Linked DNA regions of Homo sapiens: all the other regions are linked to region 1. The links are chromatin loops, found by intact Hi-C in ENCODE. Cell type or tissue: A673. All regions are shown on one strand.

Region 1 (8,000 bases):
ACAGAGTGAGACTCTTTCTCAGGAAAATAAACAATAAGAGATTCATTTGGCCTGGGCCAGGGTGGCAAGACTGGTTGGATCCCAGTTATGGGGGACATGTAGAGTCAACATTTCCTGACACGTGGACTATCAAGTATAAGAAAAGCTGAACCGAGGGTGGAGTTGATGACTTGGGGTGAGTATCTGGAGGATGAATTTACCCTCAGATGAACCCTGAAAGGATGAAGGAGCAAGGTCTGGGGGAAATCAGAAGTTCATGTCAGGATATATTACCTCTGAGATGCCTGTGGGTCGTCCAAGGGCAGCGGCCAAGAGGCAAGTGATGTTTTGGAGTCCAGAGTTGAAGTGAAAGTTGTGGGCTCTGGGGACTTTTAATAGACAAATTATAGTTGTATATATTTACTGAGTACAAAACAATGTTATGATTTTTTAATATAATATGAAATTATTAATTAGTGACTTAACTTATCCATCACTTCCAATATTTGACCTATTTTTTTGTGATGAGAGCATCTGAGATTTACTCTTTTAACGAATGGAAATGTGCAGTACTCAGTTGTTAGGGATAGTCACCATGCTATGCAATAGATCTAAACAAAAATCAAACTCATTCCTTCTGCCTAAGTGAGGCTTTGTATCCATTGATTATCATCTCCCTGTTCCCCCCACCGGCTAGTCTCTGATCACCATTGTTCTACTCTCTGCTTCTGAGATCAGTTGTTTTAGTTTAAGTGAGAGCACGTGGTGTTTGTCTTTCTGCGTTTTGCTTATTCCACTTAGCATAATGTTCTCCAATTCCATCCATATCATCACAAATGATGGAACTTCTTCCTTTTATAAGGCTGACTAGTATTCCATTATATATATGTATGCCATATTTTCTTTTTCTTTCCTTTTTTTTTTTTTTTTGAGATAGGGTCTCACTTTTTTTTTTCCACTGCAGTGGCATGATCTCAGTTCACTGCAACCTCCACCTCCCGGGCTCAAGTCATCCTCCCACCTCAGCTCCCCAAGTAGCTAGGACCACAGGCATGCACCACCACACGCAGCTAAGTTTTTTGCATTTTTTGTAGAGACGGGGTTGTGCCATGTCGCCCAGGCTGGTCTCAAACTCCTGAGCTCAAGCAATCTGCCCAAAGTGCTAGGATTATAGGCGTGAGCCCCTGCACCTGGCCTGCCACATTTTCTTTATTCATTCAGTCATCCACTGATGGACCCTTAGGTTGATTCCGTATCTTGGCTATTGTGACTAGTGCTACAATGAACATGGGCATACAGACTTCTCTTCAACACGCTGATTTCAAATTTTGTGGGTAACTACCCAGAAGTGGGATTGCTGGATTATATGGTAATTTTATTTTTAGTTTTTTGAGAAACCTCCATGCAATTTTCCATAATGGCTGTATTAATTTATACTCCCACAAGCAGTGTACAAGAGTTCCCTTCCTCCACATTCTCATTAACATTTGTTATCTTTTGTCTCTCTAATAATAGCCATGCTGACAGGTGAGAGGTGATATCTCATTGTGGTTTTAATCTGCATCTCCCTCATGAGCTCTGTTTTTGCTTTTTGTGTTTTAAATAGAGATGGGGTCTCACTGTGTTGCCCCAGCTGGTCTTGAACTCCTGGACTTAAGGGCTCTTCCTACTTTAGCCTCCCAAAATGCTGGGATTACAGGCATGAGCCACTGAGCCTGGCCAGCTCTGTTTTTAGGCTCAACATATTCCTAGCATTTGTGGGAATATAGTGCCTGGAAGATAGCAGCTGCTTAATAAATATTTGGTTAATGAATGAATGAAGCAATGTAGAACACACTAGGAGAGGTGACATATGGGAAAGTGTTATATATACAGAATGAATAAAAACTAAACCAGAGTTAATCCGTAACATCAGAATTTTCCTTTAAGAGAAATTGCTCATAAAAAATGGTGAGGGAAAAGATGAGATTGCCTCACTCATGATTGCTCACTTGTTTCAGAAGGAAATGAACGTCATGGTCTTGCATCCACTTAACAAATGCTCGTGTACTAGGCTGTGCGCTAAACACAGCCTTCTATCCTCTCCACAGCCCCCAAGGCAGATATATTCTCCAGTTCTTTTTTTTTTTTTTTTTTTTTTTTGAGACGGAGTCTCACTCTGTCACACAGGCTGGAGTGCAGTGGCGTGATCTCGGCTCACTACAACCTCCGTCTCCCAGGTTCAGCGATTCTCCTGCCTCAGCCTCCCGAATAACTGGGATTACAGGCTTATGCCACCGCGTCCAGCTAATTTTTGTATTTTTAGTAAAGACAGGGTTTCACCATGTTGGCCAGGCTGGTCTCGAACTCCTGACCTCAAGTGATCCGCCCGCCTCAGCCTCTCATAGTGCTGGGATTACAGGTGTGAGCCACTGAGCCCGGCCTCTCCAGTTCTTGAGTAAACAGAGGTTCTGAGAAGAAATCTGTCCCCAGGTTACAGAGGTAACTAAGATATGAAGGTGGGATTCCAGCTACTTCACCTCCCATGCATAAAGGCAATTCGTTCTTTTTCCTTGGTTCACATCTTGTTATCTCCATAATCTAATTTGAATATTCTCAGGAAAACCATCTTGGATTTTGACTCCCCCTTTTCCCCTAAAAAGATTGCCATACATTTGTGTTTTCTTTTTCTCCTACAAAGAGGGGTTGTTCTCTGTAGGACAATTCAGATCTCAATTCTGTGGTCGTTGTGACTCTATTTCCAAGGAAACCTTAAGAAATTCCTTCTCAATTGAAGTAGACAGACAGGCCAGAGCTTATGAACCCAGCTTTTTTTTTTTGAACTGAAGCCTCCATTGGAATAGCTGTGGTTCACTGAGTGTATATCACAAGCAGTCACTTCCAGGTCTTATTGAAAATCTTCACAGCAACTCTGTTGTTATTATTACCATCTTTTTTTCTAATGAGGTAAACTTAAAATCAAAGAATGATCCACCAAACCCTCATTCTAGTCCAAGCTTCTTTGTTCAAATCTTGTGAGTCACTCTATCCCAGTAGATTCCCAAAGAGGAGCTTCACGAAACTCTTGCCCTGCCCCTCTACCTTCCTTAAGAACTACTGAATCAGGCCAGGCACAGTGGCTCATGCCTCTAACAGCACTTTGGGAGGACGAGGCAGGTGGATCACCTGAGGCCAGGAGTTCGAGACCAGCCTGACCAACATGGTGAAACCTCATCTCTACTAAAAATACAAAAATTAGCCAGATGTGGTGGCACACGCCTGTAGTCCCAGCTACTTGGGAGGCTGAGCAGAGAATTGCTTGAACCCAGGAGGTGGAGGCTGTAGTGAGCCAAGATTGCACCACTGCACTCCAGCCTGGGCAACAGAGCAAGACTCTCTCTCTCAAAAAAAAAAAAAAACTACTGAATCAGGATCACAGCTTAGGGGCTGGGATCTCTTTATTTAGACATCCAAGAAAATTCTTATGTAGTCAATTTGTATGACATTTAGGAACTGATGCCTTGTTTTCTGAAACAGAGCTCTAGTTGTAGAATCTTCAAGATTCTCTTTTAATAAGCACTGTACATCAAGGACTATTTCAAATTACCTTGACTCCTGAACATGGTCTCTCTTAATCTTTATTATTCTTATAGATAAATGAGGGGCAGGGGGAAGTGGAGGAGTAAGATGAGTAAAGTTCCAAGTAAATTATATTTGTTCTTCCCGAACAAATGAAGAATGAGGGTTATGCAGTCCGAAAAACCAGCAAGCTCTGGCCCAATGTAAGTGTTTGCCTCAGAGTGCAGTCAGTGGAAGGAAGGAAGGAAGGAAGGAAGGAAGGAAGGAAGGAAGGAAGGAAGGAAGGAAGGGAGGGAGGGAGAGAGGAAGGAAGGAAAGAAGGAAGGAAGGAAGGAAAGAAGGAAGGAAGGAAGTAGGTAAAGAGTGAAACTATCACAATGGAAGTTACGTACTTGAACAACAACAAAAAAAGAGGAAGTAGGGAACTTGATGGGAAAGACAAAATGTAGAGGAAAGAGAATAAGGAAGGGAGGAAATAAACAAAAGACAAAAAAGTTATTATGAAGTTCTAATTAGCAGCCCAAATGTAAGCAACTCTTTCTGATTCATTCTAATTAGGCTTGTCTTCTATTTAATTGATTTTGATTTTGTCATTTCTACTATAGTGTGTGTGTGTGTGTGTGTTTTATTTTGTAAAGGTAGGTTTTGCTCTGAATGTCAAGGCAATTTCAGCTCCTGAAAGAGAAGGTAACTATTATTTTCAGCTCTTAAAATTGAAAGAAAGAAAGAAAGAAACAGAAAGAAAAGAAAAACTCTACCCTCTGGGGAATTTGCATACTAGGCAGACTTGGGTGCCCCGCAGTGGGTGGTTCCGGCTGAGAGTTTGTCTATTCTTAGATGTCTGTGCTGAGGCAGAGTGGGACGGAAATTGTTCACTGCTGCTTTAGGACCTTAGAGTCATTTCTTTTAATGGGGTTCGACTGTCAAATCAAATCTCCCAACCTGTGTAAAAGGCTCTTGTAATTACATGTGTCATCTCTTTTCACGACAAAACTCAAAACTGGTTTGTTTCTGAGGTACTGAAATGCAGTCTTTCTCCTGCATTAAGAGGATTGCTTTCTTTTTAGAGGAAGGGCTGGGGGGATTTTTTTTTCCCCACTTTTTTTGTTAACAAAAGCATGTGACAAGTCAACCAATCTTCCTCAAGGTAAAACAGGGGCCTGTTTTTCTTTGAGTAATTATGTGATGTGCCTGACTTTCAGGTGTGTGGCTTTTAAATACAACAAATCAACATTAAAGATTAATTCATTCAATTACAAGGCAAGAATCTTTGTTGCCTATTCAAACATATTTTCTACTTTAATAAATTCATAGCTTAAAAAGCCAAAAGACAGTGAGATCACCAATAATAAGCCTCTAGTGTTTGGAACTCAGTCTGTAAGATCATTCTTTTTTTATCAAAATATATATGTAAGTTTTACAAACTATACATATATATAAAGTGCTCTCTAAATGATTTATATATGTGTATGTGTGTATGTGTGTGTGTGTGTGTGTGTATGTGTGTATATATGTATATTTTTATTTTTAGACAGTCTCATCCCGTTGCCCAGGCTGGAGTGCAGTGGCACGATCTCAGCTCACTGCAGCCTCCACCCCAAGAATCTCAAGTGATTCTCCTGCCTCAGCCTCCACAGTAGCTGGAATTACATGTGTGCACCACCATGGCCAGGTAATTTTTGTATTTTTAGTAGAGACAGGGTTTCGCCATATTGGCCAGGCTGGTCTCGAACTCCTGGCCTCAAGTGATCTGCCCACCTTGGCCTCCCAAAATCGTGGGATACAGTCATGAGCCACCGCGTCTGGGCCAAAATATATTTATTTTTAAGCTTTGGTATAAGTTTCTATACCCAGATATTCGGGGAAGCCTGAAGACTACCAATGTTTTGTTTTTATTATCTGAAACTCTGATTCAGAATTCATGAAATATATGTAAAAATTATATTTAAGATGAGAATTCCCCAAGACAACATTTTTATTGAGACCATTTTAGTCTCTTAAATCCTGGACTATATAAGCAATAAAAATGAAAACAAAACAAAACAAAGCAAGTTCATGTGTTCTCTAGATGATTCTAAATAAGTAGTTATTAACCCATCATTTTTCCATTTAACATTTTAACACATTGACCTCAAGGAGTTGCAATAAAAGGAATGGGTACATTATACAAAGCCATTAAATTATAAATGAATGGTATTAATGACAAATTTTCCCGGACCCAGAGGGAAACTCAGGGAAAATATAAAATTACCTTCAAAGACAACAAAATGAAAAATAAATGTGACATATGGACCTTAGGAAAAAATGGAAATCAAGTGCACATGAGATAAAAAGATAGGGCCAGGCATGGTGACTCATGCCTGTAATCCCAACACTTTGGGAGGCCAAGGTGGGCAGAGCACCTGAGCTTAAAACTTTCAGACCAGCCTGAGCAACATGGCAAAAACCTGTCTCTACCAAAAATATTATACACAAAATTAAACGGGAGTGTTGGCATGCACCTGCAGTCCCAGTTACTCAGGAGGCTGAGTAACTGGAGGATCACTTGAGCCTGGGAGGAGGTTGCAGTGTGCCCAGATTTTGCCACTGCACTCCAACCTGGGTGAAAGAGTTTAAGACTCCGTCTTAAATAAATAAATAAAAATTTAAAAAATAATAAAAAGAGATAAGGAGATAGGTATGAGATTTTTACTTGGTTTATTTATTTCAGTGTGTACAGTTGCACTATTTTTTTTTTTTTTATGATTGTAGTTCTTTTTCAAAGTTATTTCCCTCAGGAATTTCCTTAAATATGTATGTGAATGGAAGCATATAGCTTCAGAATGAATAATGCTTTTAATAAAATGAAGACTGAGGAAACTTGGAGAAATGTACCAAATCCATGATTCCCTGGACTTTGAGATTTTATATACTACTAATAAATTTTGTCCTTAAAAAGATTGAGGCTGGGCATGGTGGCTCAGGCCTGTAATTACAACACTTTGGGAAGGATCACTTGAGCCCAGGAGTTGGAGACCAGTCTGGACAACATAGTGAGACCCCAGTTTCTACAAAAAAAAAAAAAGAAAAAAATTAGCTGGGCCTGGTGGTGCTTGCTTGCAGTCCTAGCCACTCAGAATGCTAAAGCAAGAGGATCGCTTGAGTCCAGGAGTTTGAGGCTGCAGTGAACTATGATTGCACCACTTCACTCTAGCCTGAGTGACAGTGAGACTCTCTAAAAAAAAATTTAAAAACAAACAAACAAAAAGAAACAGTAGAAAGCATATAGAATCATGGTAAGAGATAGCATTTATAAAAAAATCAAAGAAATATAGCTTCATGAAAAACTCCCTACATTGCCCTTTTAATTTTTCTGTGAGGAGATAGCATTGAGAAAATACATGACACTCTGGCCAAATAGCACTCTCTGAGCTAAATATTTAAAATATTAACTACTTAGTAAACCAAATCAGTGTCAGTTACAAATCAAGCAAATTGTGCCTCCTTTTATGAGGATAAATGTAAAAGCTCACCTGATTAATCTCACAACTACTAGTGGTACTGCCATTTGGTACATTTTTAAGATTACCTCCTGAGCATCCAGTTTTCATTATTATGCAAATTAGCTAAAACAAAGCTCAAAATAACTCCAGTTACCTTCCCAAATAGCAGAATAGAAATCAAAAGGATGGAGATTAATCCCATCAATCTTGAGACAAGAAACCGGAAAACACCAAAATAGGAAATTTCATAAATGAGTTTTTTTCATAGATGAAACCTGACTGAAATTTGCTGGATATGTATATGCCTCCTATCTATGAAAGAACACTTAAGATCGGTGTCCTATAGTTAGCTCTGATCATGGACACTAACTAGTATGTGCCTGTTTCAGTGAAGATACTGTGTTTTGTTATACCATGATGTTTCATTCAAGGAAAATTAAAGTCCCAGGATGCTTTACGAAAACAAACTTCCTGTTAGCAATGCAGTAAGTACTCTTGGCTATGCTGGTACCTAATGATTTACCCAACTTAGGTAAAGAAGTTACCCAGCTAAAGTATGTCTAGGTCTTGTCAGCGCAAGTAGTTGACAACCAAGTCCTTACTGTCCACTAGACCTACGTCTTGATTCCAGAGAGAAAGAAGATTCTCCAAGACTGGGGAATGACATTCCGGGAGTGCCAGTACCACCTCTGCCTCCATATTGCCAGGAACAGACTGAAGATGGCCTTCTCTCAGGGTTGAGACCAGGAAGGGCCATCCTGGGATGCATGGCACATGCCAGCTCTTGGGGACCAGAGTCCATTCCCATCATGCAGAGGCGGCATCAGCTACGGAAAAGAATCTTCAAAGTGGAGGGACAAGCCTGGCATCCCTGTACAAGTTCCTCTGGATTCCTCATAGTTTCCTCCTTGCAGTACGCACAAAGGCACCCAGTAAATGAACGTTAGACCCTGGAACACTTCATTCTTCATAGAGGAGAGG
Region 2 (8,000 bases), 830 kb before region 1:
GCTGCACTGCCATATATGCTAATGTAAGATACACCAAGTGCAGGAGAATTCCCAAGACAACAGTTTAATCACTTCCTCTAGAGACTTGAACATTCATTACTGAGAGCAATAAACCCATCAAAAAGGAGAAAATCTATAATATTTCAATAGAAATCAAAATTTTGGGAGTATTAATTCATGGAGTTAGAAACAATACCCACTTCTATATATCTAGTGGCAATGTAATTGGGGAATTGTTGACTAGACCTGCTTTATGAATAAACAAAGCTGAAGTAAGGGATAAAAATAAAATGTCTGACTATCTATCAAAGAAATAAAAATCTCACTTACTGCTGATATAAGAAGCCTGTTAATGTTATCCTGAGATTTTACAAAGTACAACTTTGTAAAATGTTGAAGCCATTTCAGACTGCCCACCAACTGACAATGCTGCTTACCTGCTCTCCCCTACACCTTTAAAACATTTATCAGAATTATCTTTGAAGTCCATATGAAGAATTTGTATTTTGTTTGGTAGGCACTGGGAATCTTAAATATTATTTGACCTGGAAAACAATATGTTCATAAAATATAGTACTTGGAAACAGTATTCTGCAAGAGATTTGAAGAATGGAATTAAAAAGAAAGAGATTGAAGTTCAGAAAACAGTCAGTGGGGTATTTCTGTCCTTTAGGTGCTAAGTAATAGAGCATGTTTCATATAGCAAATAGAGACTAGACAAGAAGTGTTAAAACCTCTCAGAACCATTGAATCTGGATTACTTATAGAATAGTCAGACAAAAAAATGTGAATTAAAAAGAAAGCTGTGTTTGGGTTTCATTGTTATTTCTCTTTTCTCAAGAACATAAAATAATGAGTTATTTTATTTGAAATGATAAGGAGAAGAGTGTTGAAGTATTTTGAGAATAAGACTTAATATTGCCACAAACCCGTTTTTCAGATGAGTCAACTGAAGCCTAAAGAAGTAATGTGTTCAGTGTTAGCCAACTCATAAGCGGAAGAACCAGGACTTGAACCTAGACATCCTGGCTATGAGAGATTCTGTTCTCATCCAAATTACCATCCAAAAGTAGGACTCAGGAGAAGAGTCAGAGCTCATGAATGCCTAGACTTGGGGGAGGAGGAACCATAGGAGGCAGCATAGTCATTTTTTACCAGTGGCCAGCAGGGTGGATTAATAATCAGATCCGTGAGTCCAAATATGAGCAGAAACTGGCATTTCTATTTAAAAAGAAGATCTGTACGTGATTGTGATTCATTGACAGGGTGAGAATCAATAATGTGGAATGGGCTATGTAAGACGGCAGAAACGTAAACCTTGAGAAATGTCTACATGTATTAGGAACACTATTTAAATTTTGTCATTTATTCTGTACACCATCCCCTACATTTTAAATTTACCAGTGGAGTCACAGGGCTTAAGCCACATCCATAGGTACATACATTCTAAATATTTAACAGGATTCAACTTGAAACCTGATTTGAAAGTCCATATTTGTCCTACTAGAGTGGTATTTCTTTAAGATTGTGTTGTCAGAACCCTAAGGTCTAAAAAGTTGCCTTAGGCTGCCTTCCTGTAGGAAACAGAGAAGATTGAAAGGATGCAGAAGAAGGGCAGCTTGGAAGTTTCACTCCCTTCTTACATTCCAGTCACAGAATCTCTGCTCTTATGTGGTAGAATTCTGTCTATATTTAATTTAAAAGGGGTCCAGGTGACTAAAAATATTTGATCATTACGAAATAAGCCAAGAAGACAAAGTAGGAGTGATGTGAGCAGAAAAGGATGTTCAGGAGGTAGCACTGTGATGTTCAGGAATACTCTATTTTTTATTTTATTTTTTTGAGTCAGTTTATTTTTTGTTGCCCAGGCTGGAGTGCAGTGGCACCATCTCGGCTCACCGCAACCTCTGCCTCCCAGGTTCAAGCGATTCTCCTGCCTCAGCCTCCCGAGTAGCTGGGACTACAGGCACGAGCCACCATGTCTGGCTAATAGGAAGACTCTATTTTAACTAATTTATGCAAATAATAAAAATTGAAAGACTCACAACTACTATTAACTATACAATTAATTGAAAAATTAAAGTATTCCCAGTAAGTCAATGCTATTTAAATTGTTCCTTTTTATCAGACAAAATATTTATACATATTTTACATTAGCCAACATTTCTTCACAACTTGCTTCAGTTTTAAGACAAGATTTTAGGTAACCTGTCACCATGCATCGTGTTCTGAGGGGAAATCTTAGTAACAGAAGCTACAAACTGCCACCCAGGTCAAAATAGACTCCCTGCAATGTTTTAGTAGTGGGGTGACTGTGTGATCTACCATCTAAACCCAAACATTTTAGGAAGTGAAATGAGGAGCTATTAGCCCATGACAACAGGAGTGAAACATGACAGTCCCATGCACACAGAGATGTATGATCATGCCATCTGTTTAACCACTATAAAGGATAAAATCAATCTGAGTGTCCGCCATCAGGTCCGTCAATTCACCGAAGTCCTTTCTACTCCCTTCTGCTCATCTTTTTGTTACCGACCTGATCCGTGTTTTATACAAAGGAAGAACACAGACATAAAATCATTCCCTTCATAAGTAAAGGCTGGAAAAAGTCTGTGTGTGTGCATGTGAGTGTGTGTTTAATCTATTCATACTTTGATTCTCCCATACAGTTGACAATCTTTCCTCTGTGTCTCATCACAAAGATTCTCATTTCTTCTTCCCTCAGACTCCAACTCAAAATCTTTTGTTTGTTCCCAAAGAAGCAGAATTCCAACTGACCTTGCAATCAATGCAGTTAATATGATTTCTATTACTTTTTATTGGGTATAATAAAATATAGGGATATTTGAAGTCCACATGAATAATTTGCATTTTGTTTGGTAGGCACTGGGAATCTTAAATATTATTTGACCTAGAAAACAATGTGCTTATAAAATATAGTACTTGGAAACATTATTCTACAAGAGATTTGAAGAACAGAGTTAAAGAGAAAGAGATTGAAGTCCAGAACACAGTCAGTGGGGTATTTCTGTACTATAGGTACTCTAAGTAATAGAGCATGTTTCATATGGCACTTAGAGACTAGATGAGAAGCAATAAAACCTCTCAGAAGCATTGAAAAACATACCTGAGGCTGATGAATAAGAACCACAGACCAATACACATCTTAACACTTTGCCAAATTCCTACCATCTGATCTATATTGCGTTTTTAATGTGATCTATTAAAATGCCAGGTTTAATGTATGTATTCTCCACGAAACAAATGAAGTACTATTAGCAAATCAGCCAGTTTAGAACATTCATGCACACAGAGCTGCTAAGGTTGCTACATTAACAAAACCTGTGTCCTGTTTTGGAGTACTAAATGAACATTAGCATAAAACCACAAACAAGAGAATAAGGATGAGAATAACAAATTTTGAAAATCAGAATGAATTGTTCTTTCAGGGGTTTGACAGATTATTTTTTAAAGAAGGAGGAGATAAGAGCTGGTTTGTTGTTTGTGCAATGCTGAGATGAATTACCCAAGACCTTATATAAACCGAAAGCTTGTATTGACCTGTTGAAATGGGAAAGCTTGTAACCATGGCAACAGAGGACAAGTAAAATAGGATTTTGCTGCAGTTATAAATAAGGTAGAGAAACCAGTAGACTTTTCCTCCCTCCATCTGTAATAAAGACAACACAGAAAATGAAAACCACCATTTTTCTGTCTACGGTTTTTCCGGTTATAAAATGCACGTCATGTTTTGGATGAAAATCTCCATAGAGGCAGACTGATCTACAAGGTGCGGGGGAAGGGAAGTTAGGGGGTGGTGATTGAGGGAATGAAGAAGAGTGAGTAAAATCTAGATCTGAGGCAATGGCAGTGTTTAAATAATTTATTCTTTCTTAGGAGCACGCTATAGATAGCTGCAGTTCAGAGTTGCACATTGCAGAATTTCTAAATATACAGATCCAAGGTGAAGGAGAAAAAATCATCACATCCTTTCAAATTGTTATGCTATATCTTTCTTTTAGCTAGAGTAAAAAAAAAAAAGACATCAAGTGCAGCATATATTTAACTGTATCTATTCTTACTATGTTTTAAAATCTGTGATAAATGGAAAGTGATACATAAGGCTTCATGATATAAACCTATGCAGGTTAAATGGCAACTATGATTAATTCTGTTGATTTTTTTAATTCAAAATTTTCATCAAATGTCTTTCAAAAATCGAAACCGTTTTCACCCAACACTTGGTGGCACTGCTGCTTCATAAGGCAAGACTGCAAAAGATTTCCAAATCATGTGTTTCAGGGCTTTGGAAAAAACCTTGTCTCCCCTTCTGCAGTGCAACAATTTGGGTATAATGCCTTGAATATGCTACACAAGGCATCTGCTGTGGCTACTGAAAAAGAATCTGTTACAAGCCCTAATTTTTCTCTTTTTTGAGACGGAGTCTAGCTCTGTCGCCCAGGCTGGAGCGCAGTGGCGCAATCTCAGCAAGCTCCGCCTCCCGGGTTCACGCCATTCTCCTGATTCAGCCTCCCGAGTAGCTGGGACTACAGGTGCCCACCACCACGTCCGGCTAATTTTTCTGTATTTTTAGTAGAGACGGGATTTCACCATGTTAGCCAGGATGGTCTCGATCTCCTGACCTCATGATCTGCCTGCCTCGGCCTCCCAAAGTGCTGGGATTACAAGCGTGAGACACTGCGCCCGGCCACAAATCCTATTTTATTCTTACAGTAGGTTCATAGGGATGAAAAAATGAAGGCGAGGCACTTTTACAGAATCGTTATTAGGTTGATGATCTAGGGTCAACACTGGGTAATGAAACTCTCTGAGATGATGAAAATAGTTTACACTTTTGCTGTTTAATATGCAGACACTACATGTGGCTATCGATCTTGAAATGTAGCTAGTGCAATGGAGAAACTGCAAATTTATTATTTTTTAATTTCAATTAATCTTAACTTAAATTTCAAGAGTCGCAAGCGGCTAAGTCTATTCCCTTGGACCACATAACCTGTGCTGTGCACTGTGTAAGGATCTAAACTGTTGGCTGAAGATGGTTAAGCAGGAAAGAATAGAAAAGATAAAAAATGTGATGACACCACCCTGTTTCCCTATCATTTGGGAAAATATAATGAAATAAAATTAACTAATCGCTCATGTAATAAAATCAGTTCACCAAGCCTTTCCATTGTCACCTGAGAAGAAGTGGGGTGGTTTTCTTTATAGTAATATATAAACGGATAAATTTTTCAGTCTAAAAGTTGCTCCTACTCTGTATATTTTTTTCACCTGCATAAAACTGAAGGGAAAAAAACACATTTTATATGAGTAAATTTGTATGGTGTATGCCTAAGGGATAGTCCTATGGAATTCCATCTTCAATTACCTAGCTAAATGCCAGCGAGGTTTTCCAAATTCATTCTCTTATCCCATTGAATGCCGAACAATTTGAAGACATAGATGTTATACAGCGAGTTGCACAATAAAGTAAATGATTAAAAGATACAGTCTTGTGTCTCCAGAAATAAGAGCATATTGGAAAGGAGAATGACAATGGGATGTGGCCAGTTTTTCTGTGCCCTCGACCATCCTTAATTCTAACACTGATTTCTCCCTTTACTTCCTATGGAGCTTATTCAAATTTTATTAAATTTGATTCTGTCTCTCTTACTAGGAGTTGGGCTCTCAGAGGAAAGAGACTGATTTTTTTTTCTTTTATTTTCTTTCTTTCTTTTTTTTTTTTTTTTTTTTTTTTTGTTACTTCTGGCCCTTAACTGTATACTTCAACTTTTTTTCGATTAGCAGAGAAGGTGAAGGGATTAGGAGAATTGAGATGTCATAAATGGGAATTCCTCTATTATAAAAGTCATGTGTCAATAACGACCTCATAATAGTGACAATGCACTCACTCCACTGACAGCTATGGATGTGTAGGAATTACTGCCAGCGTCTTGCAAGAAATCCATTCTAGGTTCTAAATATCAGCAGCTGCATTGCTGTGATAAGAAATACTGTGGCACATCAAGAGTGACTGTACAGGTAGCTTTATTTTTAAAAATTGTACTCTGCAGCTCTATTACTTGCATTTATATAAAAAAAAACTTTTTGAAACGATATTGTGTTTTTCACTCATCTGCTTCCTGTTTCCTTCTGGTGGTCAAAATCTGTACTCAATTCCTACGGACCATATGCCAAGACTACTCTCCCACTTCTATCACAGAAAAATTTTTTTCTTTTTTCTCATCCACTTCCCTATAAATAATTACTTCTGTTGATAACCCACTTATGTTTCAAAATGGGTACAGATTGGACTTGATGATTACTTCACATTTTCACGATTATTTCTCACATTTTCATTAATAGTTTCATTGATCATTTTTTTATCCTTTCCCCAATCATATATATACGAGAAACACTGAATTTTAGAACTTATGAGGATTTAGAGAGCCACTGTTTAAACTTTTTTTTTTTTTTGAGACAGAGTCTCGCTGTGTCACCCAGGCTGGAGTGCAGTGGCGCGATCTCGGCTCACTGCAAGCTCCGCCTCCCGGGTTCACGCCATTCTCCTGCCTCAGTCTCCCGAGTAGCTGGGACTACAGGCGCCCGCCACCACGCCCGGCTCATTTTTTGTATTTTTAGTAGAGACGGGGTTTCACCGTGTTAGCCAGGATGGTCTCGATCTCCTGACCTCGTGATCCGCCCGCCTCGGCCTCCCATAGTGCTGGGATTACAGGCGTGAGCCACCACGCCCGGCCCTGGGTTAACTACTTCCTAAGCAGGAATCAATCAGCCTCCTGAAAATTAAAAAAAAAAAAAAAGTTTTATTTATGTGAGAATATTGATCAGTCAGGGTCCAGTTGACTAAAACCACACCAGCTAGTTGAATGGAGGGAATTCATCTGAGGAATCATTACCTAAAAATAAAACGTAAAAGGAAAATGCTATATAGCACTGTATTATGGAAGAAGCAAGTACAGGAAATAACCACAACCTCTAGTGCTCAGAAGAAAAAGAAACAATGGCATAAACTTAGAAACTTAAGGGAGGGTCTCACAGACAGGAAGTCCAGGGAGGCAGATAGAAAGAAACAACTTTCTTCATTTTTCTCCAGCCCTGCAGCCTCCCTCTCATACCTTTTATTGGCAAAGCCAAACAGGAAGACAGTTGGCAAAGCAGAATGCAGTGGTCTGAGTTCCAGCTCCACAATGGCCAAGCACAATAGAGAAGGTTGGGCTTTAAGCTGACAGACAATGGCTTAATAATTCCCACAGAGTTTCTACATTTTTATAGGGAGACCATCCATAGCTTTAGTTTCTCAAAGGAATGTGTGACCCTGACATGATTAAGAATCACTGGATAGCAGAAAAAATAAAAAGAACCTCATGCTAGCAAGCTGGGGTCCTTCCCACTACTTTCCACTGTTTCTTCCATTCCTTGGTTAGTTACACTCCTACTAACAAGAAGGTATCTTAATGTAAATTTCAAACATCATCATCCTCAGAACACATTAGGTGGAGGATGTGGTAACCAAAAATAAGAAACAAGAAAAAGCTTTATTCACAAACTATGTCCACAAGGAAATCTATACAATTTCCAAAACCAAACCATTATTTTTATTATAATAAAGTCTACAACTTCATCTTTTGTAGTCAAGCATTATTCTTCAGTTTTAAAAAACATATTAAAATTTATTGGACCTACAGATGATTTAACATGGCTTGGCATATTGAAATACATTTTAAATTAGTAATTTAAAAATCATCCGATTTTTTTCCTGCCTGTTAATACTTATAAATATTCCTTTGGAATGCTTCTTGTTACTCATGCATATATAGTCAACTTGGGTATGTTGTAAAGAGAAAATTTGAGGAAAGAGTCTAGGTTAGGAGTGTTCAAAGTTTTCATCATGATCATTATATTAATATCCAAGATGGTTTAGCAACCTTGAACTTAATATTCAAAAAGAGTTCAATAAATGATGTGTAATAAATTCA
Region 3 (8,000 bases), 1.0 Mb before region 1:
AATAGTTTAGTTTTCTACTGCCCCTTCCTGTTCTAGATTTTAAATCCACCCATGTCTCTTTGTTGTCATCTAGAACAGTTTCTTCTAAATGTTGCAGGTGAAATTTTTACCTCATAATTGTTTAAGGTTTTATTTTTATTTATTTATTTATTTTTTGAGACAGAGTTTCGCTCTTGTCGCCCAGGCTGGAGTGCAGTGGCGCCATCTCCGCTCACTGCAACCTCCACCTCCTGCGTTCAAGGGATTCTCCTGCCTCAGCCTCCCGAGAAGCTGAGGTTACAGGCACCCGCCATCACACCTGACTAATTTTTTGTATTTTTAGTAGAGATGGGGTTTCTCCATGTTGGCCAGGCTGGTCTTGAACTTCTGACCTCAAGTGATCCGCCTTCCTTGGCCTCCCAAAGTGCTGAAATTACTGGAATTACAGACGTGAGCTGCCTCACCCAGCCTTATTTTTATTTTTGAAAGTCATAATGTAGAGTGTGCTGTACCTACAAACAGCTGTTTATAGAGAGATGTTTCTGCTGCTGTGAGCAGCTACTCACAGGATCAGGAGCTGGGACCATGTAGACTATAAGAATGATGTGAAGGCAGGATGAGCTCCGTGGAGGAAGAGTGACAAGAACAGAACTAGTGTGGCTCAAACTAGACCATCGATTTACTCCACTTGTGTCATTTAATGCTGAGCAGTCCAGAGTTTTAGAGATATTTTTTTTTAAAATAGAAATATCTTCTATAATCATGGCATGTCTTTCAGTTCTGAATAGATTGCCCTTTCTGAGCCAAAGAATAGCTATCCAGCTTTGAGAGAAGGCATGAACTCTGACCCAAAGGATAGTTCTCAAACATCAGGGAGACATGCAGATCCTGGGGAAGAATCTACATTTCTTCCCTAATGCCCTAGGCTGAGATGAGAATGGAGGGATGTTTCCTCTTTATCCCTTTCTTTCTTCAACCTGGACTCAGCAGACTCTAGGAATGTAAAATGCCTGCCTAAGTGGCAGGTTGACCCTGTCTTCTGCTACGGACTATGACTTTGTAATCTGGCAAGGGGGCTGGTATAGCAAGGGCGGGTCTCCTGTATTGAGGTCTGAGGGCTCAGCAAAGCAGAAGTAACTTAGAGACAGACATAAGTTTCTCTATGCTATAATTCTGTTTCTCAACAATTGACAAAGTTTTAGAAACAGTATATCTGGACTCATTTGTGCTGTAGGGAATGGGAGGAGGAGAAGAGCAGGTATCGTTTCTGCATTGGACCTCAGCAGTCAAGGGGTGAGTTGTACCTCCTCTGGTCAAACTTGGGGAGCCAGCTGCAGCCAGAGGGAGTGTCCGTGATCTGGTGACTACAGACAGAAATCACGGGCAGTGCAGAGCATCCACCTGTGCTCCAGAGACAAACATCGGCTCAGGCCCAGGCAGCACCTCGATTTAATTTAAGAAAGTTTGTGGGAGACTGAAAGATCTGCCAAAGTTTTCACATCTACGTCATGACTGTTCTAGAACAAGTAGTAAGTTCACTTAATCTATATTCAATCACTAAAACCACACACACAAGATTTTACACATAGAAGTGAATATATATGCTATTTATATAACTTGCAAAAAGTGAAAAAGAACATCCATGTGACTACCATTGATCGTAGGAAAAAGAATATCTCCACACACTTTGAAGTATCTATGATTCCATTCCAATCACATCTGTTTCCTTCTCCCCAATAAAAATACTTTCAATGATTCCTTTACCTCTACAATCATCTCTCATTTATAGAGAATATATGACTTCTCATATTCTTCACTTTAAATATATGTGGTAATCAAAATATGTTTCATTTTGCTTTTCCCTGATTTTTGTCACATGTCAATTAAAATTTCCATCTAAGAACTTGACATAAAATCCAATTCAAAGGTAAAAAAGAGGACAATATCTCCAACCTACGAAAGAGCAGCACACTGTTTTTTTGTTTGTTTGTTTTTTGTTTTTTTTTTGAGACAGAGTCTCGCTCTGTCGCCCAGGCTGGAGGGCAGTGGCGTGATCTTGGCTCACTGCAAGCTCTGCCTCCCGGGTTCACGTCATTCTCCTGCCTCAGCCTCCTGAGTAGCTGGGACTACAGGCGCCCACCACCATGCCTGGCTAATTTTTTGTTTTTTGGTTTTTTTTTGTATTTTTAGTAGAGACAGGGTTTCACCTTGTTAGCCAGAATGGTCTCGATCTCCTGACCTCGTGATCTGCCCACCTCAGCCTAGAGCACACTCTTTTTTACTGTATCTTTTCCTTGCATGCCTTCAAAATCATGAAAGCAAATTTTATTTTCAAATGTATTCTGATTATACTTTCCACAGTGTTTATGTTACTTGATTAAGGAAAGCAAAGCTATATTTTTTATCTACTACTTAATTCTCTTTCATTGGTCCCTAAAGCCCCTGGTCCTTTTCAAAATGTTCTTTCATCAGATTCAGAAAGTAGAAAGAAATTGGCAGCTGAAGGAGACAGTGGCAGGGGAAGATGGAAATGAGAATAAAAAAATTAGCCAGCTCAATTTCAATAATCTTCTCACATGCTGTTCATTCTTTCATTTACAAAAGTTTATTTAGATTCTGCCTTGTGCCTGAAATTCCGTGTGTTAGTGGAGACTTATAAAGCATAGTGCAGTCCCATTGGACTAAATTCCCTAACAAGAAATGGATGATGAAAAAGCTGTAGTGTCTTGAAAAAGATCCATAATGATGTATATTGATCTTCATGTACTACCCCAAATCTAGAAGTGAATACTATCGTAGGCTGAACTATTTCACCCCAAAATTCTGATAGCCCCTCAGAATATAAATGTAGTTAAGTTATATTCTACTAACTAGAGATTAGCTCTTTAAAGGGGGTGATTAAATTAAAATGAGGTCATTAGGGTGGGCTCTAATACAGTATGACTGATGTCTTTATAAGAAGAGGAGGAGATACCAGGGATGCACTCAGATAGAGAAACAACCATGTGAGGACATGATGAGAAGACGACCGGCGACAGAGCGAGATCTCAAAAACAAAAGAAGCCGGCCATCTGCAAGCTAAGTGGGGAGAATCCTCAGTTGAAAGCAACCCTGCCAGTACCTTGCTCTTGAAACTCCAACTTCCAGAACGATGAGAGAAAAAATTTCTCTTGTTTAAGCCATTTGTACGGTCTGTGGCATTTTGTTATGGCAACCCTAGCAAACTAATATAAATACCTAAGGTGACAGCAATTTCAGAAATACTTTATATACTTTGGATTATTGCCAACTAATTTAAAAATGTATACTTGTTACGCATTTTGTAAATCCTCTATTTACATTACCCTCCATGCATTCACATTTTGCATTTTTGAGCACAGTTGTAATTCAGCTGCATGCACACCAGGTGGCAAGCATGTTCTGAGTCTCCATTCCTCATTTGCAAAGGATGAACTCTGTTCTAAAACCAGATGACCATAATGCACTTTTAACACTTTGTGTGTTCTACCAAAGCATGGGCAGAAACTTAACTTGTGGGGACAATAATGTGGATATGTGCATCAGGAATGAGATTCTGCCTCAAATGAATCTTCCAATTCCACTGTGTCAGACTCAATAGGATTCTCTTTGTTCTCTAAAGGATCTATTTACTATGCAATGTTAAGTCCGCTAACTATGCAATTCAAAGTCAGCTTTTAAAAACACTTTTGTAGTTGCAAACCCATCTACTATTTTTCAATCTTGATATTTTAACACATTCCATTGAAAAAACAATCATCATATATTTTTATATCTTGAAATACAAAATTCATTATCTGCATTAACATAATACTTAATATTTTATGGGTAATTTTTGGTAGTAGTGGTTGAAAATGGCAATAGTACAGCAACAAATTCACCCATCTTCTTGATTTTGACCCAGGAGATTAACTTTTTTTCTCTAACTCATAATGTTTTTGCAACCAGAATTTTAAAGAATGTACACTGACTTTCTTTTCAGCTTTTTAAAGAATGAACAATACAAAATGCATTGGTATCTGCATTATCAATATTGTTTATCAATCAAGTTGTCATCAGAAATTATTATTATTATTATTGTTACTATTTAGAGACAGTCTCACTCTGTCATCCAGGCTATAGTGCAGTGGCATAATCATAGCTTACTCACTGTAGCCTCAAACTCCTGGGCTCAAGCCATCCTCTTGCCCCAGCCTCCCAAGTAGCTATAACTAAGAGCACACACCACTACACTCAGCTAATTTATTTTTATTTTTAATTTTTGTGGAGATGTGGTCTCAATATGTTTTCCAGGATGGTGTGGAACTCCTGGCGTCAAGTGATTCTCCCACCTTGGCACCCCAAAGTGCTGGGATTACAGGTGTGAGCCACCACACCGGACCAGAGTGTTTTTTAGAAACAATTTTATCTGTTGGCATAAATTTCAAGGAATATGCAACTTTCTCAGATATGAATTCTCATAGAGTTATATACTAGTGTACATGAAGCTATTCTGGATAGTCATCATCCATATTTATCCATATTTTCCGAGGGGAGGGAAGGGGGGAGAGAGAGAAAGAGAGAGACAGAGAGGGTGGGGGATGTGCATATAGTAAGCTTAGTAGAGTCAGTAAGGCGGGTCAGTAATGAAGTGTTAGTGGAAAAAGTAGGAAATGTTATATTAGAGAAGAAAACTAAACACATTGCTTATTGCCCTTGTGGTCTCCCTAATAAAAAGAGTAACACTTATTAAAGCTGTAATTCAGAAATTACAGCTACAGTTGGAAATTGTTAGTGTTTTGCTTATTCTTCTTTAAGATACTAAAGGCAATTCTCTTAGAAGAGAGTGATTCTACTGGGATTTACCCACAGGAAAGGGGATATAGAAATTAAGATAGCCTTGCTCATCAGTGAGTGGAAGTTAGAGCTCCACTTTTCAGGAGAGAAGACCAGCTCTTTCCATTCAAGGGCCTAAAGGAGAAGTAGTAGGACACTGAGGGAGACTGAGAGTCCTTGATGGTCCCTGCCTACAAACTGCAGAGTCCAGGAATCATCTGAATCACAGAAGGCATTGAGTCCTCTATACCAGGAAAAAAATGGCTAAGTACAAATATCTCACCAATGCCAAGAACAGAGGCCACTCCAACTCCAAATGCTGAAAGCTGACTCAGGTAGAAGAACATCATTCTGTTGTTGATTCTTTGGCTGTTTCTATCCTTCAGATGATCAGTGGCTAATATTCTAGTTGAATATTTACATATTATTTTATGCTTCAGTGGAATTTAATTCATTCATGTGTAGGGAACTATGTTAAATTAATAGCTTTGCATGAATCTAGGTCATAATTCAGAGCCAAGCACTCAGGGTAAAGTGAATATTATCTCCTTATATTGTAGTAAACTTTCAGGTGAACAAAACTTTAGAGTTTAGTAAGAAAAAGTAGGAATTGCAGCCTCCACTCTACCTACTTGATGCCCATCCACACAGAGTTGTTGAACATTTGCTCTGTAGGATGCACTGAGCTCATATTTTGGACCAAATTGCTAGGGATTCTCTCTCTCTCTCGTGTGTGTGTGTATGTGTGTGTGTGTGTGTGTGTGTGTATGTGTGTGGGTGATGGGTCATTTGCCAATTTAGTGTTTTTTTTTTAATCATATAATAGTAATAGTTATACTAAAGGGGAAATACATGGGCACATGCTTAAAAGAAAATGAAAAACCCATATACACATCGGCTCAGATTTTTGCTTTTCTACCTTTTTGTAGAAAAAAATACAGTGCCACATTCCCAATAAGAAAGGCTACCAACAAAGAAAAAAAGACTTGGCATCTAGCATTATCCAATATCAGAATTTGTTTTGCTGGATAAAAAAATTAGGATTATAGTGGTGGGTAAGCTACTGAGTTTTGCAGTGTTCTGAGAATTTCTAGGCATTATCAGATTAATTCCTAAGAAAGACCTTATGGAATATGCATTGTCATCTCTATTTTATAAATAAAGCAGGAAGACTAAATATGTCCAATGTCACAAAATTAGTCGCAGAACTAGAATTCAATAAGCCCATGCTCTTTCTCTGGTTAAACCAAGGGTCTTTCAATGCCATGAACAATGCTTGCAAACCAAATGTAGTATTTGGTCCCACAAATTACTGTATCTGCTTACTGTCAGATATAATAAACATCTTATCATAACTCTAGATACTACTTTAACCTATTTGGTTTGTGCTTTATTGACAGCATCAACTCTAAAACATAATCTCTTCTTGAAAATATATGAAATTTACCTACAGCCATCTGACCTTCGACAAAGTAGACAAAAATAAGCAATAGGAAAAGGACTCCCTATTCAAAAAATGGTGCAAGGATAGTTGGCTAGCCATATGCAGAAGAATCAAACTGGATACCTTCCTCTCATCATATGCAAAAATTAACTCAAAATTTAAAAGATTTAAATGTAAAACCTCAAGCTATAAGAATCCTAGAAGAAAACCTAGGAAACACCATTCTGAACATTGACCTCAGAAAAGAATTTATGACTAAGTCCTCAAAAGCAATTGCAACAAAAACAAAAATTGGTAGGTGGGACCTAATGACACTAAATAGTTTTTGCACAGCCAGTGAAACTATCAACAGAGTAAACAGATAACCTATGGAATGGGAGAATATATTCCCAAACCATACATTTGACAAAGGTCTAATATCCATAATCTATAAGGAATTTAACAAGCAAAAAAAAAAAAAAAAAAAAAAAAAACCATTTAAAAATGGGTAAAAGACATGAACAGTCATTTCTCAAAAGAAGTCACAAAAGTGGCCTACAAACATGAAAAAAATGCTTATGTCACTAATCATCAGAGAAATGCAAATGAAAACCACAATGAGATACCATCTCACAGCAGTAAGAATGGCTACAATTAAAACGTCAAAACACAACAGGTGCTGGCGAGGCTGCTGAGAAAGGGGAACACTTACACATTGTTGGTGGGAATCCAAATTAATTCAGCCACTGTGGGAAGCAGTTTGGAGATTTCTCAAAAAACTTAAACTAGAACTACCATTTGACCTAGCAATCGCATTACTGGGTTTATATACAAAAGAAAGCAAATCATTCTCCCGAAAAGACACATGCAGTCATATGTTCATTGCAACACAATTCCACAATAGCAAAGGCATGAAATCATCCTAGGTGTCCATAAATGGTGAAATGTATAAAGAAAATGTGGTACATATACACCATGGAATACCACGCAGTTCTAAGAGAATGAATTCATGTCCTTTGCAACAACATAGATGCAGCTGGAGGCTATTATTCTAAGTGAATTAGCACAGGAAAAAAAAAAAAAAAAACAAATACCACATGTTCTCACTTGTAAGTGGGAGCTAAATATTGGGTACTCAGGGACATAAAGATGGTAACAACAGAAATGGGAAATACTAGAAAGGGGAGGGAGTAAGGGAAGAAAAGGTTGAAAAAGTGTTGAGTACTATGCTCACTACCTGGGTGATGGGATCATTTGATCACCCCAAACTTCAGTATCATGCAGCACACCCAGGTAACAAACCTGCACATGCACTCCCTGAATCTAAAGTAAAAGCTGAAAAAGAAGAAAATAGGTGTGAAACAGATTATAATTTCTTATGGCAACAGACAATCTCATTAAACATCAGATCCAATAATTCATTTTTAAAATTCTAATTAGGTATTAATCTACACACTTTAGAAAGAGGCCAGGAAATTAAATTAGTTTTAAAATTTAACAACGAAATAATTATAAATAGTATGTGTACCCTATTTTGCAAACAAAATAAAATTATCATTTTATTCAAATGGTAATACCACTTGTGATTGTCAAATAAATGTTTCTTCTCAGTGACATTACCATTTGAATCAAAATGATTATTCAGTGAATTCGCAATCTTCACTCAGTCTCCATTTTTAGTTTGTTGGATTAAAAAAATGCTTCAAGGCTTTAAATCCTTCCAATGTAGTAGACATCAATGTTTTTTCAGTACAATAAGATTTTT

The links. Peaks named below come from ENCODE experiments on the same cell type or tissue, not always from the same donor. Only the 100,000 strongest peaks of a DNase experiment are listed, where the experiment ranks them.
Region 2: it touches region 1 in a loop (4-fold over the local background); 2 of 110 quality-filtered maps call a loop at or near these places.
Region 3: it touches region 1 in a loop (4-fold over the local background); 2 of 110 quality-filtered maps call a loop at or near these places.

What each region holds. Positions count from the first base shown.
Region 1 is chr5:17,278,902-17,286,901 of GRCh38, reverse strand. No RefSeq gene overlaps it. Among named protein-coding and RNA genes, the nearest start is that of BASP1, 65 kb to the right of the region's middle. In A673, no CTCF peak of the experiment used is centred here; DNase peaks (open chromatin) are centred at 1,981, 3,711 and 4,391; H3K4me3 peaks cover 389 bases; H3K27ac peaks cover 7,069 bases.
Region 2 is chr5:18,110,169-18,118,168 of GRCh38, reverse strand. No RefSeq gene overlaps it. Among named protein-coding and RNA genes, the nearest start is that of LINC02223, 310 kb to the right of the region's middle. In A673, a CTCF peak has its summit at 4,225 (motif pointing right); a DNase peak (open chromatin) is centred at 4,278.
Region 3 is chr5:18,300,888-18,308,887 of GRCh38, reverse strand. No RefSeq gene overlaps it. Among named protein-coding and RNA genes, the nearest start is that of LINC02100, 440 kb to the left of the region's middle. In A673, a CTCF peak has its summit at 3,377 (motif pointing right); a DNase peak (open chromatin) is centred at 3,397.